Linked DNA regions of Homo sapiens: regions 1 and 2 are each linked to region 3. A link is a contact called in ENCODE Hi-C data. All regions are on one chromosome and are shown on one strand. Each heading gives the region's core, a stretch centred on a gene start or an enhancer-like site at or near the end of the contact. The rest is flanking DNA. Distances are from core to core; before and after follow the strand shown.

What was found. A loop is a pair of places that touch in the nucleus more often than their neighbours do. Pooled maps may share reads with other maps.
Region 1: a loop to region 3 is called in a map with no recorded cell type, with 11 times the contacts of the local background. The contact joins two enhancer-like sites. A Hi-C loop is called at or near these places in 2 of 37 single-sample maps with no recorded cell type and 2 of 50 pooled maps.
Region 2: a loop to region 3 is called in a pooled map, with 4 times the contacts of the local background. The contact joins two enhancer-like sites. A Hi-C loop is called at or near these places in 2 of 37 single-sample maps with no recorded cell type and 1 of 50 pooled maps.

What each region holds. Positions count from the first base shown.
Region 1 is chr4:140,789,236-140,792,607 of GRCh38, forward strand. No RefSeq gene overlaps it. Among named protein-coding and RNA genes, the nearest start is that of TBC1D9, 35 kb to the left of the region's middle. Within about 2 kb of position 1,781, at least 7 of the 41 ENCODE cell types and tissues checked have a DNase peak (open chromatin) inside an H3K27ac peak, as active enhancers do.
Region 2 is chr4:139,977,606-139,981,043 of GRCh38, forward strand. All of the region lies in intron 1 of MAML3 (mastermind like transcriptional coactivator 3), which reads right to left. Among named protein-coding and RNA genes, the nearest start is that of MAML3-AS1, 150 kb to the right of the region's middle. RefSeq lists an enhancer at 1,500-1,549. Within about 2 kb of position 1,271, at least 2 of the 41 ENCODE cell types and tissues checked have a DNase peak (open chromatin) inside an H3K27ac peak, as active enhancers do.
Region 3 is chr4:138,975,687-138,979,389 of GRCh38, forward strand. The region is part of intron 2 of LOC105377448 (a long non-coding RNA gene); the gene reads right to left. Among named protein-coding and RNA genes, the nearest start is that of NOCT, 38 kb to the right of the region's middle. RefSeq lists an enhancer at 1,539-2,360. Within about 2 kb of position 1,930, at least 4 of the 41 ENCODE cell types and tissues checked have a DNase peak (open chromatin) inside an H3K27ac peak, as active enhancers do.

The sequences.
Region 1 (3,372 bases), core at 531-3,030, 1.8 Mb after region 3:
GAGACCAGAGGGTGGTGAGGAAGGGAACCATGTGCTGTTTTCCCCCCGGAAATACTCTGAGCTCCTATATTTTTCTTTGGAAACATTGAAAGTTTGATTTGTAATCAAGAAAAGCCAAGAGGGGCAGCGTGATCTCCTCATGATTTGAAAGGTAACTCTGGGGGGCCAGGCACAGTGTCTCATGCCTATAACCCCAACACTTTGGGAGGTGAAGGCAGGCGGATTACTTGAGTTCAAGCATCAGGAGTTCAAGATCAGCCTGGAAAACATGGCAAAATCACATCTCTACTAAAAATATAAAAAATTAGCTGGGTGTAATGGCATGCACCTGTAGTCCCAGCTATGTAGGAGGCTGAGGTGGGAGGATCACCTGAGCCTGGGAAGTTGAGGCTACAGTGAGCCATGATTGTACCTCTGCACTACAGCATGGGCAACAGGAGTGAGACCCTGTCAAAAAAAAAAAAAGGAAGAAAAAGAAAGATAACTTTATAGCATTCATAGCAGGAGAAAAACAGAGGACAAAGTCAGATTACTGTGTTCCACAATTTGTACAGTACAAGATTTCTAAGGAGAAAAAGCGAAAAGTGAAAAGTGCACTATTCTATTGCAAGACATAGCAAGTAATTGCCAACTTCCTTCAAAACTGAAACATGAATGTTCATGCTTATAGCAAATGTCATTGCACAATTAAAGGCACAGTGTGCCTAACGTATGGCATTGTCAGCGTGTGAGTAATCTGTGTGTTATGTTTGACACGAGACATATGAGGTGTCATGACTAACTAAGGATACATTCTGTCCTGGCAGTTTCAATAGCATGAAGCATGACAATAATGGGGAGGGAAAATGAAGCCAAATACGTGGAGAGAGAGATATGTGTTTTTTTTGAGACAGAGTCTCACTCTGTTGCCCAAATATATGAATACATTTTTAAAAATCGTGTCTTCTATTTCATGGACTTTACTTTTCATCTTGCATGAAAAGTGAGAAAGGAAGTATAAAGTGCAATTGAATCAAGCTTCTCTTTTCGAAGTTGGTCATTACCTTATATAAGAATGTGTTTCTGTGCCTCTGTCTTTCAGTGAGGAGAAGGAGGGAGATGTGGGAGAGGAACAAGCTTGACATCTCCCTAGTGCTCAGTTATTGCCAGTAACTGTGCTGGTGTGTTATCTGTGCTGTCACTGACGCAGAGCAGCAGGAGGGGTTGGCGTTAGAGTGAACTCTAGGAACAGGCTCTAGGGTGGGGGTCCTGGTTCAGCCACTTAGCACTGTGACTGAGCAAATTCTCAACTAGCCATAGCAACTAACAGGGCATTGAGAGTTTGCCCTGTGTGAGGCACCATATCAAGTATTCTCCTATTATTTTTCGAATCCTCACAACATCCTTCTACACAAGATAGAAGAAATTGAGGTAAAGTTAAGGCAGAAGGAATGGCATAAAGAGGAAAAACATCTGGGTTCTAGAGTAATACTGCTGGTGTTCATGTCACCGCTAGACCACTTATTACCTGTGTCACTGTTGGCAAATTATTACATTCTCTTGAGACAGCTAGGGCATACTTTGAATAGGGTTTGGCACATAGGAAGAGCTCAGTAATATCAACTCCTATTGTGACTCAGTGAAATGGCAGGTATCCCTGTTTGTGAAGTACATTAACTGCTTAGTCTTGAGGAACAGAGAGAACAGATATCATGACTTGAGGACACTGGTTTGAGGCCAGAAAATGTACATACAGCTATTGTAGGCTGGTATTGAGGACTGTGCGCGTGCTCACTGGTCCGTGTCTACTCCAACAGTGCATGTTCCTCTTTCAGTTCCTCTTTGGGGTCTGGGTGGGGAGAAGTGCAAAGGGAAGAGGTGTCATGCCTTTGTGATTTCTTTCAAGAGCAAATCAAGGCTTCCAGTAATGAGTACCCTAGAGTGTCAAGACATTCTCTAGCCAAAAGGCCACCAGCTTCCCAATAAGGAGAGTATCTGTGACATGTAGCACACCCAACAGAAATAAACCTCATGAACTCAGAATTCTATCTGGGGGGACTCTTTATTTGTGCTCCAGAACTTTGAAGGCTAGTAGTAAGGCCCATTCAAAATATAAAGACATTTCTATGTTATAATACTCAGAGGATTCTTTAATCAAAATTTGCGAACATGGCAAAAAGCTAGTTTAAAAAGATGAAACTCTCACTGATGTAATGAAAAATTTATCAGTTATGTATTTATCTCACTAAGTGATGAATTAGTTTATGCTTAAGCTCATTTTCAACACTGGTGCTCAGATTTTACAAAATTGCTTTTAATTACCAAACCCCCCCAAGACTCAGAAGGCAGCCAGTATAAGGGCAGTTGTCTGTTTTTTTAGAGGGAACATGAATAAATGCATTCATGCTTCTCCTTACGAATCACTACTCTTTCTAAGGCTCTATTTTTTTTTTTAAGGGATGGGGTCTCCATCCCTCTGTCACCAAGGCTGGAGGGCAGTGGTGCTATCCCAGCTTACTGCAGCCTCTGACTCCTGGGCTCAAGCAATCCTCTCTCCTCAGCCTCCCAAAATGCTAGGATTACAGCTGTGAGCCACCGTACCCAGCCGTCTTTAATTTTAAAGGAGCAGTCTGAGCTCTGTTGGCCAAGAAGGGCTGTAGATGCTGGAGGCCTCTTCTACAACCAGCCCAAGTTCCCTGCCACTTTGACAATCTGAGTGAGGGTCTTGGCTTGGCAGCCCCAGAGCCAATGAATGGCTAGAGACCCATCCATAATCCAGAGCAAAATTCCCATTTCTGTTTGGTTATTCTTTTCTTTTCCTCATCTTATCCATTCTCTAGGTTTTATTTCCAGCCTATTATGATGTATATTTGGTCTGGCTAGATAAGACAGTCTCCAAACAGAGACAGAATGATCTTGAGAAGAAGATAGCAACATCATTTGAATGGTTTCCATGGATTTTATTTGGGGTTAATTGATCTTAGCATCTCCTAAGTAACCTGAATGGTTCAAAATGCAGCCTTCAGTTTTTCCTGTCTGACTACAGTTAGGTCTTGATTGAGATCACCATGGTAATCTGTTTTAAAGTATGAAAAAGGGCCTGCTTAAGGCCAACTAGCAGAGAGAAGGTATATCTCCAGGTTTGAGGCACATGCTGTTGTCTGCTTCTTTCTAAAGACACCACCTTCTGTTTCCAATGTGAAAAGAGATAAACAGAAATTTCAAATGATCTGGTAAGGATAATAAAATAGAGTATGCAGGCCGGGCGCAGTGGCTCACGCCTGTAGTCCCAGCACTTTGGGAAGCAGAGGTGGGCGGATCACGAGGTCAAGAGTTCGAGATCAGCCTGGCCAACGTGGTGAAACACCGTGTCTACCAAAAATATAAAAATTA
Region 2 (3,438 bases), core at 21-2,520, 1.0 Mb after region 3:
CTCACGCCTGTAATCCCAGCACCTTGGGAGGCCGAGGCGGTTGGATCACCTGAGGTCATGAGTTCGAGACCAGCCCAGCCAACATGGTGAAACCCCGTCTCTACTAAAAATACAAAAATCAGCTGGGTGTGGTGGCATGTGCCTGTAATCCAAGCTACTCAGGAGGCTGAGGCAGGAGAATTGCTGGAACCCAGGAGGCAGATGCTGCAGTGAGCCAAGATCTTGCCACTGCACTCCAGCCAGGGCCACAGAGTGAAACTCCCTAACAAAAAAACAAAAAACAAAAAACAAAAAAAAAACAAAAAAAGGATCTTCTATGCTCTTTTCTGTTCCTACACAGAAATTACAGGAAATTCATCACAGAATCAGTGAACACCAAAGCTGAAAGGGACTGCAGAAGGTAGCACAATGGATCCTCTCACTTTACTGATGGGAGGGGAAGTGGTGCAGACTGAGGTCACAGTCTTGCTTTCAGGCCCCAGCTGGTCAGTTTCAGAGCTTGGATTAGAATTCACTCCATCCCTCAGGTCTGTGCTCCTTCTCCTTGACTCGGAAGCAAATGTGAAGAATGGAGCCCAAGAAGGTTACAAAAAAAAGTCTTTGGACCAAAGTCTCTCTCTTGATTTCAGCCTCAAAGGAAGTGAGCTAATGTGGAGATGCATGGCACTCCTGGCTCCCCATCTTTGGGAGTGGTGAGCCTCCCAAGCACAGGAAGATTCAGCACCAACTCTAGCTGCAGATCTATCCCAAGGCCCAGATTGCATTAGCCAAGACCTCTCCAGGAAGCCTGTTGGAGTGAGCAGAGAAGAGCCTCAACAGGTGGCAAGTGGTCTCAAGTGCCACTTCTCTCTGAAAGGAAAGTCCTGCAAAAATGAAAATCTGCAAATGCTTTAAAAACGAGTGGCAGAGGATGGCGTCTCTGCCCTTTCTCCTCCTGGGTAAAGGGCAGTTGACCCTCACTATGTCTTCCAAATGCCTCCCATGACTTCCCAGCATCAACCACATCAAAAAAAAAGAGAGAGAGAGAGAGCACACAACTGCGCTAGGCATTCACAACATTCTCTTCCTTCAGGGGCTCCAATCTGGGCCCTGGCAGGTTATCAAAGAGACTTGGGTCTCTTTGTCCCCCATCCCTAATCTGTCTTGGTGTCTCTCTTTGGCCCTCCCATGGATGACATCCCCCCCAGAGACCTTGCCAGTCAGCCTGCCCACCTGGCCTCCCCACAGAACTGGCTATATAGCAGGAAACGGATTTGCCACTTCTCCATTTCCAGATGGCACTGAAACAAGTACACATCCTCCTTTCACTTTCAAAGAGCTCTATGACTACTTTCAAAGAGCTCTATGACTACTTTCAAAGAGCTCTATGACTAGTTACCTTAGAGAAACTGACAGAACAAAGGAACAAGCCTGCTTATGTGGTACTAGTAAAATCATAATATCAGCCACTACTTATGAAGCATTTTGTATGTGTCCGGCTCTGTATTAGGTGTTACACCTGCATTATCTACAAGCCTTTCATCAATCCTGCAAGGAAAGTATTAGTTTTACTCCCATTGTAAAGGTGAGAGAACTAAGGATTAGAATGATTTGAGACCACAGAACTTGTAAATAAAATTTTAAACATTTTGGTCTAAGTTGCCTTTCTCTTCAACATGCTAGAAATGAGTCTAGACTTACCTGGCTCATAGCTCCCTCTTTAGCTCTTTTACATGGCATTCATTTAAACATGCCTTCTCACATTTTTCTGCTTGGAGGCAGAGCTTGTCCAACCACCCCTCCATAGACACCACTGCCTCCCAGCTCCATTTGCCCCTGTCTGCTGAGCTCCTTCTATACTGTCCACATGTGTTCTCTAGTTGCTGCTTTAGCTCTATCCATGCCCAGCCACTAACAGTTGGGTTAGTGGTTGCTACGGTTTGAATGTGTCCCCTCAAAACTTCAGGTGTTGCCAATGTGACAGTATCAAGAGGTAACAGGGCCTTTAAGAGGCCATGAAGGCTACTCCCTCATGAATAGCAGTAAGGCCCTTATAAAAGAGGCTTCCCACAGTGTTCAGTTAGCTTGATCTTCTACCTTTCTGCCATGTGAGGACACAGTGTTCCTCCCCTTTAGAAGATGTGGCATCAAGGTACCATCTTGGAGACAGAGAGTAGCCCTCCCCAGACATCTGAACCTGCTGGTGCCGTGATCTCGGACTTCCCAGCCTCTAGAACTGTGAGAAAACAAATTTCTGTTCTTGATAAATTACCCAGTCCTGGGTATGTTGTTACAGCAGCACAAAATGGACTAAGGCAGTGGTTCTCTGGAACAACTGCCAATAGTAAGTAGGAATATCCCATTGTCCCACCCAGGGTCTAGGTGAGTACGGACAGTCTCAGGGCTTGACTGAGCACTGAGCTATTTTCTCTCTGGACTATCTTACTATCTGTTTGGCTGGCCTGCTACAGAGCTTCTGGGATCTGGGCTCTCCCTTTATGCATTCGGCATCTTCCAGAGGCCAAGCCCAGCCCGGACTCCAGCTAGCTGTCTGGAGGCCCTAGTTCAGACAAGCCTCTTTATCTTAGGGCTTGAGGCCTGGCTTCTGGGATCCCTCATGTCATCTGGAAGAAGGATCCTGTTGGCTTTACAACCTCAATACCCACAGACAATAAAGACTGGGTCCACTCTAAGAATCAGTTGTCACCCTCCACCTTGATCCCTGAGAAAATTCCCTTCCCCCACCCTCTGCATACACACCTCCTTTGGCCATTACTGTGGCCTTATTTTGACTTGATTTTTTCCCCCAGTCTCTGAAGCTTTGTGAGAGTTTTGGCTAAGACATCATCTCCCTAGCCTCCATTCCTGGTTTAGACCCAGGCTGATTTACTTCTCTACATGGAGTCCAAACATATTAAAAATCTAATGCCCTGGGCTACCCTGATTGTAGTCTGCTCACCCTCTAGATCCCGGTTAACTTAGGAAGACTCATAAAGGTGCTTTTAGTCTAATGATCGAGTTAAGTTGTCCAAATCAAGAGTCACCAGACTCCCGGGGTATTCATTGTCCATTCAACAAATATCCACTGAGTGTCTGCTATGTAGTCAGCACTGATGGTGGCATTTGGTGTTAGGGATTCAGCAGTGAGCATGACAGCCAAGGTTCTTCCTCTCAAGGAGCTCGTATTCTGCTGCAGGAAGACAGGCAATACATGAATAAACAAGTAATAATAATAATAACAATAATAAAACCATTGGTGGTCAGCCTCACTCAGAGAAGTAAAATAAGCTACTGCGGTAGAGAATTGTGTAGCCAGAGAATACTCCTCTCTGTTGATTTTAAGCTAAAATCTGAATTACAAGAAGAGTTCCAGGCAAAAGTTCTGGGTTGGGAACAGAAAGAATGCCAATGTTGTTTTTAAAAACAATCTTTTATTTTAGAAATAGTATATTAGTTTCC
Region 3 (3,703 bases), core at 680-3,179:
CTGGAAGCCACGCCCAGCGCCCCCCCCCCCGCCCCTACCTCACCCCCGCCCGCCCCAAGGTGTCTCACCTTTCTGGGCTGAACCAATGTAAACCTGACATGTATTGATTTATGTCTCTGGCTGTAACATCTGTCTTCCTAAAATGTATAGAATTACACTGTAACCCAACCACTCTGGGCACATGTTCTCATGACCTCCTGGGACTGTGTCACACAGGTCATGGTCCTCACCTTTAGCTCAGAATAAATCTCTTCAAATATTTTACAGAATTTGGCTTCTTTTTTTTTTTTTTTTTTTTTTTTGGCCAACAATTTATTCACTCAGTCACATCCATTTATTAAGTATCTACCATGTTTCTACCATGTTTTACCTGCTTACTTTTTTTTTTTTTTTTTTTTTTTTTTTTTGAGGCGATATCTCACTTTGTCACCCAGGCTGGAGTGCAGAGGCACTATCTTGGCTCACTGCAACCTCTGCCTCCCAGGTTCAAGCCATTCTCCTGCCTCAGCCTCCTGAGTAGCTGGGATTACAGGTGCCCGCCACCACCCCCAGCTGATTTTTGCATTTTTAGTAGAGATGGAGTTTCACCATGTTGGCCAGGCTGGTCTTGAACTCCTGACCTCAGGTGATCCGCCCACCTCGGTCTCCCAAAGTGCTGGGATTGAGGCCTCCTGCCCGCTTTTTTATATCTCCAAGTGTAACCCATTATACTACTCATATATGGATTATGTGGCCTTCCTATATTCTCTCTTAACACTGTCTATATATCTTTAGCAAAGCATTTATTACTTTCTATTGCAAAAATCCAATTCCATGTGTGTCTTCTAAGTTGACAGTGGACTAGGAGGGAGGAAAGCACCAACAGATCCTTTTCTCCTTTGACTATTCAGCACCTGGCCCAGGTGTTGAGTAAATGAAAGACAGTATGTGTCAAATAAAATAATAAGACTTCACATAATAGCAAAATAAACTCTATTCTCCTAAGGCCTACTCTGAGAGTGAACAGGAAAGATTGGGCACTTGTGAGGAGTTAACAAGTGAACAAACACATTCTCTAACAATGAAATAACAGAGGGCTCTTTAAAATCTACTCTTAGATTTTTTTTTAAGCATTGGAAGGAATGGTAGAGATCATCTGGAGGACTCCACCCAATACTCTGCCCTTTTCTACAGGTAGAAAAATGGAGGTTATAAAATCTCAGCTGGGCAGGGCAGGGTGGCTCATGCCTGTAATCCCAGCACTTTGGGAGGCTGAGGTGTGTGGATTATATGAGGTCAGGAGTTCGAGATCAGCCTGACCAACATGGTGAAACCCTGTCTCTACTAAAAATACAAAATTAGCTGGGTGTGATGGTGCATGCCTGTAATCCCAGCTACTCGGGAGGCTGAGGCAGGAGAATCGCTTGAACCCAGGAGGCAGAGTTTGCAGTGAGCTGAGATCGCATCATTGCACTCCAGCCTGGGCAACAAAAGCAAAATTCTGTCTCAAAAAAATAAATAAAATAAAGACAAAATCTCAGCTGGGCACAGTGGCTCACACCTGTAATCCCAGCACATTGGGAGGCCGAGGCAGGCAGATCACTTGAGGTCAGGAGTTCAAAACCGGCTGGCCAACATGGTGAAAGCCTGTCTCTACTGAAAATACAAAAAATCAGCGCAGCGTGGTGGTGGGCACCTATAATCCCAGCTACTTGGGAGCCTGAGGCCGGAGAATCGCTTGAACCCGGGAGGCAGAAGTTGCAGTGAGCCGAGATCGTGCCACTGCACTCCAGCCGGAGCGACAGAACAAGACTCCATCTCAAAGAGAAAAAGAAAAAGAAATCTGCTTAAAATCCTACGCGTGGTTGGTGACTGAGACATAATTAGAGTCCTAGTTATTGGATACTGTGCCCCTCCCACTCCACATGTGTTGAAAAACAGAGCTGACCAACTGTGCAAGACGGACCCTTCGAGCACTAACTTCTGCTTTCACAAATGCAACTCTCCATTTAAAAATGCAAATCAGAGAAGAAACATCTCATGAGTTCTGCTTCCCTCCCCTCCTCAGTTTGTCATTTATTTGACCTGGTCACATCCGCTTCAGGACCTTTGCATCCTCTCCTCCCCAGTGCAAACATCACATCCCCAGGAAGCCCTTTCTTTATTATTCTCTCTCACACATACCCCGGGCCAAATCAGATTCCCCTCTCTATACCAGCAGGACACCCTGTATTTCTCCTTCATGGGATTTATCACAGCTTGAAGTAACATATTTTTGAGATTGTTTAATTAACATCTGTCTAATATATCCTCCATCAGATTAAGAGTTCATAAATTATGTCTCTAGAGATAAGGGGTATTCTAAAAGCACATCATACCAACCTGGGGGTAGAAATGGGATTGGTGTATTAATATCAAAACTATCCCTTTGAATCTACCCCACCTGCTGCTGTGGGTCCTTCGAACACAATTCCAGACCCCCACCCATCCAGGGTTCTAGGAGTCCCAGCGTATGCCTCCCATGGGCAAACCTGAGCCCTCTCAGCTCTCTAAGACATCTCACATTTCCTCCCTCTGGGGTGCGGCTCCCTGCAGCAATGAGCTGCTGAGGCCTCTGTGCGCTTAAAAGCCACCTTTGTGTTGTCAGATATGGTATCTGGGTTCCAATCACAGAGATTTTAATCAAATAGTTCTTTTGGTTTTTACTCCCAGTCCCTGCTTCCTAGAGCTCAAGACTGGGGTTGGCAAAAAAGAAAAAAAAAGAACTCCCCATCCAATCCTGAAGCAAAGGCTTGGATTATGCTTGGGTGCCTTGACGCCCTTTAATCTTGAGACAAATTCTTTTCCAGAAGCCTTCTTGGTGGCTCATCTAAATAATCCCCAGTACAGCCTACCAAATGAGTCTTCCAGTGACCCCAGGTCCGTGTGCATTAAAGTGAAACAGAAGCCAGGGCATGATAGTGAGACCCCCTCTCTATGAAAGAAAATTTTAACAAGTTAGCTGGGTGTGGTCACATGAGCCCGTATTCCCAGCTACTCAGGAGGCTGAGGCAGAAGGATTGCTTGAGCCCAGGAGTTCAGGTTTGCTATGATGGTGTCAGTGGTGTTCAAACCAGAGCAACTCCGTCTTGAGTGAGGACTAGGAAAATGAGGCTGGGACTTGCTGGGCTGCATTCCCAGAAAGTTAGGTATTCCTAGCCTCTAGGTATTTACAGTTAAGGGAACAGATTGATAACATTTACTAAACAGACCCAGACTTGAGAGTGTCCTGATATCTTGATATCTTCAGAACAAAGGCATTCCGAATTTTGCTTTATTTATTTTATGTTATTTTAATTTTTTTTTTGAGACGGAGTCTCATTCTGTCGCCCAGGCTGGAGTGCAGTGGCATGATCTCAGCTCACTGCAAGCTCTGCTCCTGGGTTCAAGCTATTTTCCTGCCTCAGCCTCCCGAGTAGCTGGGATTACAGGCAGGCACCACCACGCCCGGCTAATTTTTTGTATTTTTAGTAGAGACAGGTTTCACCATGTTGGTCAGGCTGATCTCGATCTCTTGACCTCGTGATCCACCTGCCTCGGCCCCCAAAGTGCTGGGATTACAGGCGTGAGCCACCATGCCTGGCCCAAATTTTGCTTTAAAGATAATGTTGATTCTTGCAAAATATAGTAATTAAGAAAATTAATCCTTTATCACAAACCCTTATATCAGAGCACGTCTCCCCAT